Linked DNA regions of Homo sapiens: region 2 is linked to region 1. The links are chromatin loops, found by intact Hi-C in ENCODE. Cell type or tissue: heart right ventricle. All regions are shown on one strand. Each heading gives the region's core, and the rest is flanking DNA. Links, peaks and the distances in the headings are about the cores only.

Evidence for each region. Hi-C counts contacts between places; a loop is a spot of excess contacts. Peaks named below come from ENCODE experiments on the same cell type or tissue, not always from the same donor. Only the 100,000 strongest peaks of a DNase experiment are listed, where the experiment ranks them.
Region 2: it touches region 1 in a loop (4-fold over the local background); 30 of 110 quality-filtered maps call a loop at or near these places.

What each region holds. Positions count from the first base shown.
Region 1 is chr11:10,939,466-10,944,851 of GRCh38, forward strand. It overlaps LOC105379882 (a long non-coding RNA gene), which reads left to right. Exons shown (of 4, transcript XR_001748122.2): 4 at 1,594-2,899. Among named protein-coding and RNA genes, the nearest start is that of ZBED5-AS1, 84 kb to the left of the region's middle. In heart right ventricle, for the core only: no CTCF peak of the experiment used is centred there; a DNase peak (open chromatin) is centred at 2,177.
Region 2 is chr11:11,008,412-11,013,797 of GRCh38, forward strand. No RefSeq gene overlaps it. Among named protein-coding and RNA genes, the nearest start is that of LINC02752, 100 kb to the right of the region's middle. In heart right ventricle, for the core only: a CTCF peak has its summit at 2,320 (motif pointing left); a DNase peak (open chromatin) is centred at 2,326; H3K27me3 peaks cover 1,097 bases.

The DNA of each region.
Region 1 (5,386 bases), core at 195-5,194:
CCACTTTACAGTCACTGTTAGATACTAGAAGCCTCTCTAGAGTTTACAGATGAGGAAACTAAGGCCCTGAGAGGAGAGAGAGGTTAGGTTTGTATGGCCAGAACCTAAATGCTGCTTCAGTACATCTCCCTGGTTCAGGAAGGCATTAAGCAGGCTGAGCACTCCGTACACAGGCTAATTTAACAGAGAAATCACCAATCTTGCATCCATTGGTGAGCCAGTGCATTATATTCTTGAAGGACCAGCAGATAGGACATCCCCCTGGCTTTACCTTCCAAATCCATGAAGGATGATTAGACTGGGAAATACAGACTATTCTTTAAAGGAAAGAACTGCAGTTGCTTAGCAGCTATTACCAAAAGCACTGGAGGAAGAACTAATGAAAGGGGTCTGTTGTGGGTTACATTGCATCGCCACAAAAGATGTATTTTAGTTCCAACCCCGGGTATTGGAGAATGTGACTTTATTTGGCAATAGAGTCTTTGCAGATATAATAAAGTTAAGATTAAATCATTAAGGTGGCCGTAATCCAATATGACTCGTGTCCTTATAAGAAAAGAAAAACACCATGCAAAGACGGGGATGCATAGGGAGAATGTCATATGATGACAGAGGCAGAGATTGGAGTGATGCGGGTGCAAACTAAGTAATGCCAAGGATTGCTGACCACCACCGGAAGCTAAGAAGAGGCCAGGAAGTATTCTACCAGGGTCTCAGAGGAAACACCACCCCCTCAACACCTTGATTTCATCCTCCTAGCCTCTAGAACCGTGGGACAATAAATTCTCGGGACAATAAGCTATACTCAGTTTGTGGCACTTTATTACAGCAGCCTAGGAAACTAATACAGGGCCCAACATAGTAAGCCTCTTTTCTGTATGTACCTGATGCTTTGAGGCATAGGGCCCATGTGAATTGGGCCATCCCATCATGGCCATGATACAATTAGAGAGGGAGGCTGTGTGTGGGGCTTGTGGGAAAGCTGGGGAGTTGCTTAGAAAGGCCTGTGCTAGTCAACATCCCCCTCCCCTTTCCACTTTCCCATTCCTTTACCCTGTCTCCCTTCCAATCTAAGTTCCAATCCCTTGAGTGTGAGCTCTTGGGATCTCAGCTGATTCAAGTGATAGAACCTAAGGTGACTGATATATTCACACACTATTTGCCTCCCCAGCGAGAAGCTTGTTGGTCCAGCTGCATCTCCACTTGGTGGGCTGTCTGGGCCTTGAGTGGGATTGAGGGGGAAGATGAGTGGGAGTGGTTATGTCCAGTTTCTCCACAACTTCAGGGGGTTGAGCCGTGGCTATTAGTGTTAGTTCTCCTAGAATCAGCAGCTTGTTCGCCTAGCTATTTTTGTGGTGAACATTGTATTCTTCCTCAATGTCCACATTCTCCCTCACTCTTTGTGTAAACTCTGTGATTTGGGAGGGAATGAGCAACCCCAAGGTCCAAGTCTAAGCCAGTCAGATAGTTCTACCCCCTTGCCACTGTGCCAATGCACAGATAGACCAGGTCTAAGCCAATTAGCACATGATTCTCCCCGACCACAGGGGAGTTCTGTTGTATGATAAAGGAGTTCATCCTTTCTCTGGCTAGATATGAACAAGGAAGTACATCACCCTCAGTGCTGTTGGCAGCCTTCCTGTGACCATGAGGAGAGTCAGCTTCAAGATGATCCTTTGGATAAAAGAGCAAAGAATCAGAAAGATCCTGGTTCCTTGATGACTTCAACAAGCCATTAGGTCAATCAACATCCTGAAATTTGCTCTATTTCTGGATTCTAGTTAGGTGAGTCCATACATCCTCATGTTTCAAACACATTTATTTTGTCCTCTTATTGTGGTGGTTTTAAAATATGAATACACATTTTTTTCATGTTCCTCCTTTAAAAAAGTGGAGCCTAATTTTCCCCTACACTTAAGTGTGGGCTTGTCTTAGTGATTTTTTTGTAAAGCATAGAGAATATGGCAGAAGTGACAGTGAGTGACTTCTGGGATTAGGACACAAAGGCATTGTGTCTTCCTCCTTGCTTTCTCTATTGTATCACTGACTCTGGAGGAAGTCAGCTGCTGTGTCATGAGGGCACTCAAACAGCCCTATGAAGAGGTCCATGTGGTAAGGAACTGAGGACTTCTGCCAACAGCCAGCAATAACTTGCCAGGTATGTGAATGTGCCATCTTGGAAGCAAGTTCTCCAACTCCAGACAAGCTCTCTAATAACTGTGGCCCCAGCTGACATCTTGGCTGCAACCCCACGAGGGAATCTGAGCCAGCACCACCAAGCTAAGCCACTCCTAAATTCCTGACTTGCAGAAAATGTGTGAAAATAAATGTCTATTGTTTTAAGCCATTCAGTTTTGGGGGTAATTAGTTATGTTACAGAAGATAACTAATACTCTTATATCTGAAGGCATCCTAAAACAGATGCACCTTCCTAGCTATAATCACTGACGTCCAGTATTGAGTTGAACACAGTTCATTTCACCAGGGTCACTGTATTTGTTTCATTCTGGAGCCCCAGAGAAGTAGCCAGACCAGGGAGAAGAAATGACTGGGTTGTGTGTCTTGGTCATATGTTTCCCTTGGCCAGCCTGTTGTGACATCATAGGGCCTTGGACAGTGCCACAGTTTCCTATGGCCCAGCATGATGTGGGAGGTGCAGAATTAATTCCTAGTCACCAGAGAGAAGTATGAAAGTGGCTGGGCAAGTAGAATCTGAATAGGGTTTATAGCTGGGAATGAGAGGTGACAGGACATCTGAGCTTATATCAGTGTTGGTAGATAATAACAGAAAAGCAGATTGCCACCCCTATTCCAATGCCTTGGCCCTCTTTAACTCTGAGAAAAAGAAGGGAACCTCAGTGGAATGGAGCTTAAAAATAAATTGTAATAACAAAGCAAATTCCTACTTTTTTTAACAAATGAATTTATTGTATATAAATATCTCAATAAAGCTACTTTTTAATTGATACATAATAATTGTTCATATTTATGGAGTACATGTGATATTTTGACAGTGCATACAATGTGCAGTGAAGTCCCATTTCTTGTGTGCTTGAGCTTCGGCCTTAGTTTCATACCCACAACACTAGTAAGAAAACTTGTTTGCTCCCAGCGTGTTCCTTCTTTCCCTGCCCCACAACATAAGCAGTGGATTCACTGTGTCTCAGGCTCTCTTCCCTAGGCACCTCTCTTCCCTTGTGGGGTCCTGGAGACTCATGTTAACTCCTCTGCAGCCTACCTCTTCCTGCTCTTAATGCTATTTTACATGGCCCCACTCCCAAGCCTTGACAGCTCTTATTTTGCTGTAGTTCCTCAGACATGAGCTAGTCCTGTTTGGTCTTTAAAAATCTCTCATTCGTGCTGATGTCACCCTTCCTGTCATCACTGGTAAAGAGCGAGTCATTTTTGTATGGTGTCTGATGTTGTTACCTCTCCTTCCAAATCTTTCACCATTTTTTTTTTTCTCTGTTCAGAAAATTATTGAGCTGGGGTGAGAGAAGTGTTCTTTCCCAACTGTTATTATTTTTCCACTATGCTCTAAAACGAATCATCTTATTCTCATTTTAATATATAACAGTGAATATTTCAACCTTTATTGTATTCTTTCTTCATTCTTAGGCTCCAGAGCCACTTCTTCCTTGAGGCCTTTGCCCATTTCTCTCTCCCTTTCTAATGCAGGCCAATCTCTCCATTATGTATTCATACCTCTGTGGTTTGTGTACATTGTATTGTATTAAAATCATCTGTTCATGCATATTGCCCTCTCTGAGAGCCTACAGAAGCAGACACTAGATCTGATTTATTTGTGTACCCTCAGTGCTGGTGTAAAGTAGGTGCTCAGTAAATGTTTGATGAACTAAGGTCTAACAGCTCATAGCTCTGTGATTCTGTTTAATTTCTATTGTGGATTTGTAGAGATTTCTCAACACTTAGAGCCTAGAAGAAAGGTCAGCATTTTTCCAGAGCTTTTGGCCTTGCTCAAGGGGTTTAGTGCATAAAGGGACTGGTTTAGTAGGAAGGGGTCTGACTTTCCAATACACGTAGATCAGGATTATTTTAAACATAGGAAGGAGGATAATCTGCATTTCTCATTAATAATTAGAATGAAGTTTGCATCCATGTTTCTACTCATATATTAGCTCAAAAATGTTGGTTCTTCAATATAACAAGGAAAACTAGAAATGAGTCCAGCTTTCAAAGGGCTGAATAGGCATGTCTTTCTGTTTCCACTTAAGTTCTGATTGCAGTCATTATCCACTGATGGTTCCTTGCTTCTGCCAGGCCCAGACTCAGTGGGTAGTCTGAGTGTGCTCCCTGTTGCTCAGGTCTGAGCTGAGCACATGCACAGTGCTACACTCAAGCTGGGTAGAGAGCAGCTGAAGACATACTGTCCAGGTATGCACAGTATCTGGAACTGCAGACTGCGGCTGGGGTAGGTGGCTTTGGTTTAGGACTTGGTATTTCACAGGGGCTCTCTCCTTGCTCCTGGAGGCCTCTGGCCCTGATATGATGGCCCCAGTGATGTTCCGTGGGTCTTCTTCCACCACCCTCACTCTACTTCTCTAGCAATTAGACTAGAGCACTGATCATCTGTAGGAAGATGATGATGGCGTTCTTCCCTCTCTAGCCCCTTCTCCTACTCCCTGAGCTCAGCCCTGCATTCCTAAGAGGTCCAGTGGTGATTCTGTTCTGGGACTCAGGCCAACATAGCCCTATGTCAGCCTGGCTCCCTCTTCTACTTGAGCTCCAGATCAGCCTACTTCCTGCTGTCTGCTGTTTAGAAATGCTTTCTGCAGCTCAGTCTCAATGGTGGCTTTTGGTTCAGCAGGCACCCCTTTCAACAGTCCCCCTTACCTGCTTCACTAATTAGGCACCAACTGCTGACTACAATCACTAATCTCAGGTCTCAGCTGTGGGGCTCGATTCATCCTCTCCAAACACATGCTTATCCAAGGGGGGCAGACACCATTGAAGTTGTTGAAGAGTAGTTTCACATATGCTCACATGGCATCCTCCGGTCCCACAGAGGAAATGAGCTCCATAAAACCTTTGTTCATCCAATATGCTAGGGACCAGAAGAAAAGGACTTAGAATTAACCATGATTGGACTATCCAATTCTTTGATTAAAAAGTGCAGGGAAGCTGGTTGCCTGGGCAATTAGAGTGGCTCTAAAATGGGCAATGTTGTCGTTCAAATAAGCTGCTTAACAAGAAATGACCATTGCCCAGGCAGAGGGAAGCCATAATGAGGGAGAGTTACCAGCCATCCATGCTGCCCTTGACACATCATCTTGGGAACCTAGTGTTCGATGGACATTAAGGGGTGGCTGTGTGACAATTGCTACCACTTAAAGGTTTTTGCAAGAGCCACTGGTTATTTCCTCCA
Region 2 (5,386 bases), core at 97-5,096, 69 kb after region 1:
GGAAGTTATCATATTTTTGAGGCAGCTTCTAAATCATTCCAAATCACCAGAAAAGCAATTATGTCCCACCACTTCTGCAAAGGTCTTGCTTCTTCCTTTCTTCCTTCCTTCCCTTTCCACCATTCTCTTAACTGTGAATCACCTCCATGAGGTCAATCTGTCTGGTGTGATCTTCACTTTATCTCTGGTACAGAGAGCCTGGTACAGAACTGACATTCAGTAGATTTTGTCCCGGTATGAACATGCCAGGCACTGTGCTGATATTGTGATAAAAGGTGAATCAGACACAGATCCTGCCCTTGAGGAGGACAGAGACAAGGAAACAAACAATTAAAATGCAGCAAGGTAAGGGCAATGTGAGAGGCGAACGCAGCGCAGTAAGGGAGCTGAGAGGAGTGGAATCAGACTCTCCTGCAGTCAGCAATTATTTCTTGGAAGAGGAGACAACCAAGCTGAGTCTTAAAGGTTGCAGGAGTTTTCTAGGTAGAAACACGGGGAAGGGAGAGAGAATTCTAGGTAGAGAGACCAGCTTGTTCAAAGGCATGCAAGAGGCAGGAAGTACCATGATGTGTGCAGGGAGCTGCAAAATGTCTGGAGTGGCCGGAACATAGGGGATGAGGAGGCCAGTGGTGAAGCCTTGGGTCAGAGAGTCTGTTCCTATGGGCAGGGCTGCTATGTCTCACCGTGTGGGCTGTTTACTTTATGAGGTTGCCCAGCCAAGGGGGCGAGTGGGGCTAAAATACAGCTCTGGCTCTGTGTGACAAGTGTGTGCTTGTGGTCACATCCTCCCAGAGGAGACTCTGTAATTTACACAAAGGCTCCTGTGGGCTAGCAGCGTCTTTGTGGAGGGCCTTGCAGGTCTTGCAAAGGCTGCATCTCTATGTAGGGCAGTGGTTCTCAAGCTTTTCTCATTAGAGTCTCCCGGAAGGCTGCTTAAAACACAGATTGCCACAGGTCCTCCCTACCCTTAGGGTTTCTGGTTTGTAGGTCTTGGGTGAGGCATGAGATTTTGCATTTCTTTTATGTTCCCAGTGATGCTGATGCTGCTGGTTCGGGAACCACACTCTGATAATTACTCATCTGGGTAACACGAAGCCACTGGAAAGGGTTAGATAGGAGAAGCAGAGCCAAGCCACAGGTAAAAGGGGTGTTTTCTAGGATTAAGGTTTCTGATAGCCCTTGTGAACAAGTTAGGGCAGCTGATATATGGAGAGTAGGTACACACTATCCCCCATCTTGTCCTGTCAGGTGAGGTTTAACAGCCCTATTCATTCAAGTGGGACTTCTATCCCAGGGTCTTCCAGTTTAAGGAGATTTTGCCCACAGATGATTTCAGGAATGGCTGTATCATTACATGAAGCTCACTCTTGGAGCATTTAAATAGTGAGTTCCCAAATGATTTAAATGTTTGTTTGTGCTTTATTAATTACTCTCTTGAGAAGCTGGGGACAAGAGAAACCTAAAGCTACCAACTAAAAGATGAGTCACACATGGTGATAAAACTTCTTTGAAAACTCTTTTATCAGTTCAATAAATACCCGATTTCAAAATTGTAAGTGTGTGTGTGTGTGTGTGTGTTTGGAGAGGGAGGGGAGAAGGACATGGAGCCACAGAGTGTCAGGACCTCACACACATGAGCAAATGTTTGCTGAATGAGGGTGTGGCACGTGGATAGAGTATGGTGATGGGGAATCCAGGGATGGTCTGAATGAGGGAATCTGGGCTGACAGGAAATTTTCAGGTTATATCTGGCTCTGGGCTAGGGTTTAGAATCTTGGCTTGAGAAGCCAAACCTTCCTGGAGCCCAGTCATCTTTTTGGACCCTGAGTATATTAAACCCATTTATGCCTAGTGTTCCATTATTGGAACGCTAAGCATCTGGGAGTTATTTATATCCTACTGCTCAAGGTCATTGCCACAGCCTGATTTTTCACACATGTCTGTACTTCAAAAAAATTGCAACCTCTGGCATTAATGGGTTAATAGGATGTCCATGAGCATGGAGAGAGAATGGCTGTACCCTTTCTTCCCTTGGGGGCTCAGGCCCAGCTTGCCCTTAGGTTGGGGGCTGGAGCTCAGAGGTGGTAGGTGGTAAAGGGAGCCTATCTTTATTTTCTAGTTGGAATATAGTCTCCAGGATAAACTAGCTTTGGGACAGAGGTGGGGAGAATGGGTGCCGGAAAAACATCCAACCTGGTTACGTTTTGCCTGTTCCTAGACTTAGCCCCAGCCTTTCCTGAGACCTGGGACAGGACAGAGGCTCCGGAATCTCTGCTACTCACTGATTGATGTTGTCCATTAGGGAGCCTCCTGCTGGCTGAAGGGCTGCCACCCCCAACTAGCTCAACTGTCACCAACCACAGCCTGTCAGCAGCGTGACTGGGAGAAGGAAAGCCTTGTCAAAGGCAGCCAGATTCCGCTTCTTGGTGTCAAGGAGAAAAGGAGAGGGGAGGGGAGTTCACTCAGACGCTGCAATCAAGATCAGGTCGTTCTTAATTAAGACAGCTCCGCAGGCAGCACATTTCCATAATTTCCCATTAAAGAGATCCTGATGTATGAGTCATTGCGGGAGCTGTGATTCCCCGAGTCAGCACTGTTCTGTGTCTGAGGCTCCTCAAATCAAAAGGCTAATCAATTTCAATCACCCAGGCTTTCTGATTCCCTAAGAGGTGCCCAGCCCCATGCCAGACTCTGTGCCCAGCCTGGAGAGGGACACAGCAATGGATCTGGCTTTAGTTTCTGCTACCCAGGGAAAAAGCCTTGTTTATTTCCTGACCTTGGGAGAGAGTCATGGATTCAGATGCAAATGGGCAGGGGGCTATTCCAGGTGGGCTCTGGTGCTTTCTGTGATAACGACCAGGAAATAGTGTGGGACTGAGGAAAGAATACTGGATTTGGAGATAGGAAGTCTGAGTTTCATTCAGCAAATCTTTGTTAGAGTCACCTTGTCCAGAGGCTTGGGATTCAAAGATGAATACTAGACAATTAGTGTCCTCAAGAAGCTCTAAGGGCGGGGATAGACTCTGAACCGAAAACTTGAGTTCAGTGTGGTAAGTGCTATATCGGGCAAGCACGAAGTGTTTTGGGAGTGCAGAGGAGGGAGAGCCTAATTGGCTGACGGAGGAGGGGTGGTGGAGCGGTTAAGAAGGTCTCATTTTTGGCTTCCTCAATTATTGTGATCATATAACCTTTAGTGAAACTCAGTTTCCTAATATGTAAAATGGGCATAATATAATTTTCTCAGGGCTGTTGTGAAAATTCTTGAGAGGGTGTATAGAAAGGTCTTGGCGGAACCTTCTTTGTACTTGTTCTTATATTTCCATGGTTGACTTTTTTCTAAGTATGAGCATCTTGAGAGCAGATGTTAACTGTGAGGCTGCCCTGGCATGTAGCACAGCAGACTCGTGTCACTTGTCATCTAGTCCTTTTGTATTGGTGGCATCCTGTGTATGGGGAAAAGACCAACAGACCACAGTAGTCCTGACGCATGTTCCTCTCTTCCCTTCTCAGCTTGGTCGCTCAGGCTGGAAGCAACAACTCCGAGTGTCTAAGACAAGGTAAAGTAATTTTTATTCTTTGGAAGAAGGCATGCAAGTGTGTCATACGATTTTAAAATATTTTTATTCCAAATAGATCTTAATACATGTTTTTAGGTTTGGCATCACTAGTGACCGTGAAACATGAACATTTCTATTTTGCAGGTGAAAATATATTTAGAGATCCTAAGTTACCTAAGATCACATAGGTATTACATTTTGCAGAGCTAAAATTCAAAGCAATATCTATGGATCTTGAAGCGCTAAGGTATTTCTGTGAAACCATGCTGAAGTTCACACGTGTAACTTCATGACTTATACACTGATGTATCCCCACCAGTTATCTGCTCATTAATGACCCAATTTTGACTTCACAATAGTTAAAAAATATTACATGCAACATGCCAGTAAGTTCAGTTTGATCTCTGGTTCCAGCAAGATGGCAGATTAGGAATGCATAAAACTTTCCACATAAAAACACCTAGAAATGCTGGGTAAGGTATTATAATAACCACTCAGAATGAATAGCTGAGTTTTCAAGAAAAAGAGATCCCCTAGAGGCCCAAAGTGAAGAAGGAACTGAAAACCAAAGCAGTAAATACAGAGCTGAGTTTGTAGCTGGTGTGTGTGTGTGTGTGTGTGTGTGTGTGTGTGTGTGTTACTGGTCTTGCTAATTTTGGTTATATCATCCACAGTAGGATGAGAGGACAGTCTTGACCTTGCTTAAGGCAGACTATTAGAATTGAGACCCTGGCATGAAACAATATGTTATCTCACCATAAAAATTACAAAATAAATGAAGAAATGATCCATCCAGAATAAAAGTCAGGGGATATAATAAAAGGGATAATTAGATATCTAAGAGTTTAAGACACCAAAAATCAATATGAAAAAGAATATATAATAAGGATTTTTAACATTATCAAGATAAAAGAATGAGCAAATTGAAAACAACAAATATATATTTTTTTGTTTTGTTTTTGAGATGGAGTCTCACTCTATTCTATTAGCAAATCTAATAGAATAGAGCATAGAATAGTGTTGCAGGAATAGCTAGGACTCAATTCTATTAGTAAATCTGGCATGCAGTGCAGTGATCTCAGCTCACCGCAACCTCCGTGTCCCGGGTTCAAGTGATTCTCCTGCCTCAGCCTCCCGAGCAGCTGGTACTACAGACATGCACCACCACGCCCAGCTAATTTTAGCAGAGACAGGGTTTCACCACGTTGGCCAGGATGGTCTCCATCTCTTGACCTTGTGATCCACCCACCTCGGCCTCCCAAAGTGCTGGGATTACAGGCGTGAGCCACCTCTCCCGGCCAACAAATATAATTTTTAGATAAAACTATAATCATTGGAAATTTAAAAAGTCATTGGATTTGTTAAACAGCAAACACAGTTGAAGACCAAATTAGTGAAATGGAAGCAAGATCTGAGGAAATTCCCAAAAAGAAGGACAGAGAGACAAAAGTATGGAAAAATATGTGTGTATATGTGTGTGTGTCTGTGTGTGTATACCAGAGAGTAAGCATAAGAATTTCATATAAATGTTCCTGCCTGTGTGCGTGCACATGCATGTGTGTGTGCATGCGTGTTTCTGTGTATGAAGTTCCAAATTCCAAATGCACAGAATACAGAGAATGGGGTAGAGATGGTATTTAAAGAGTTAAAGAGATATTAGCTGATACTCTTCCAGAACTGACAAAAGGCAAGGAACTGCAGATTCAGAAATGCCATGAATCCTGAGACTTACTGCAAAAAAGCCTTATATTAGAGGGGCTGCAGAGCTCTGAGAACAAAAAGAAAATCATAACAGCAACGAGAGAAAAAAGACAAATTGCTAATAAAAG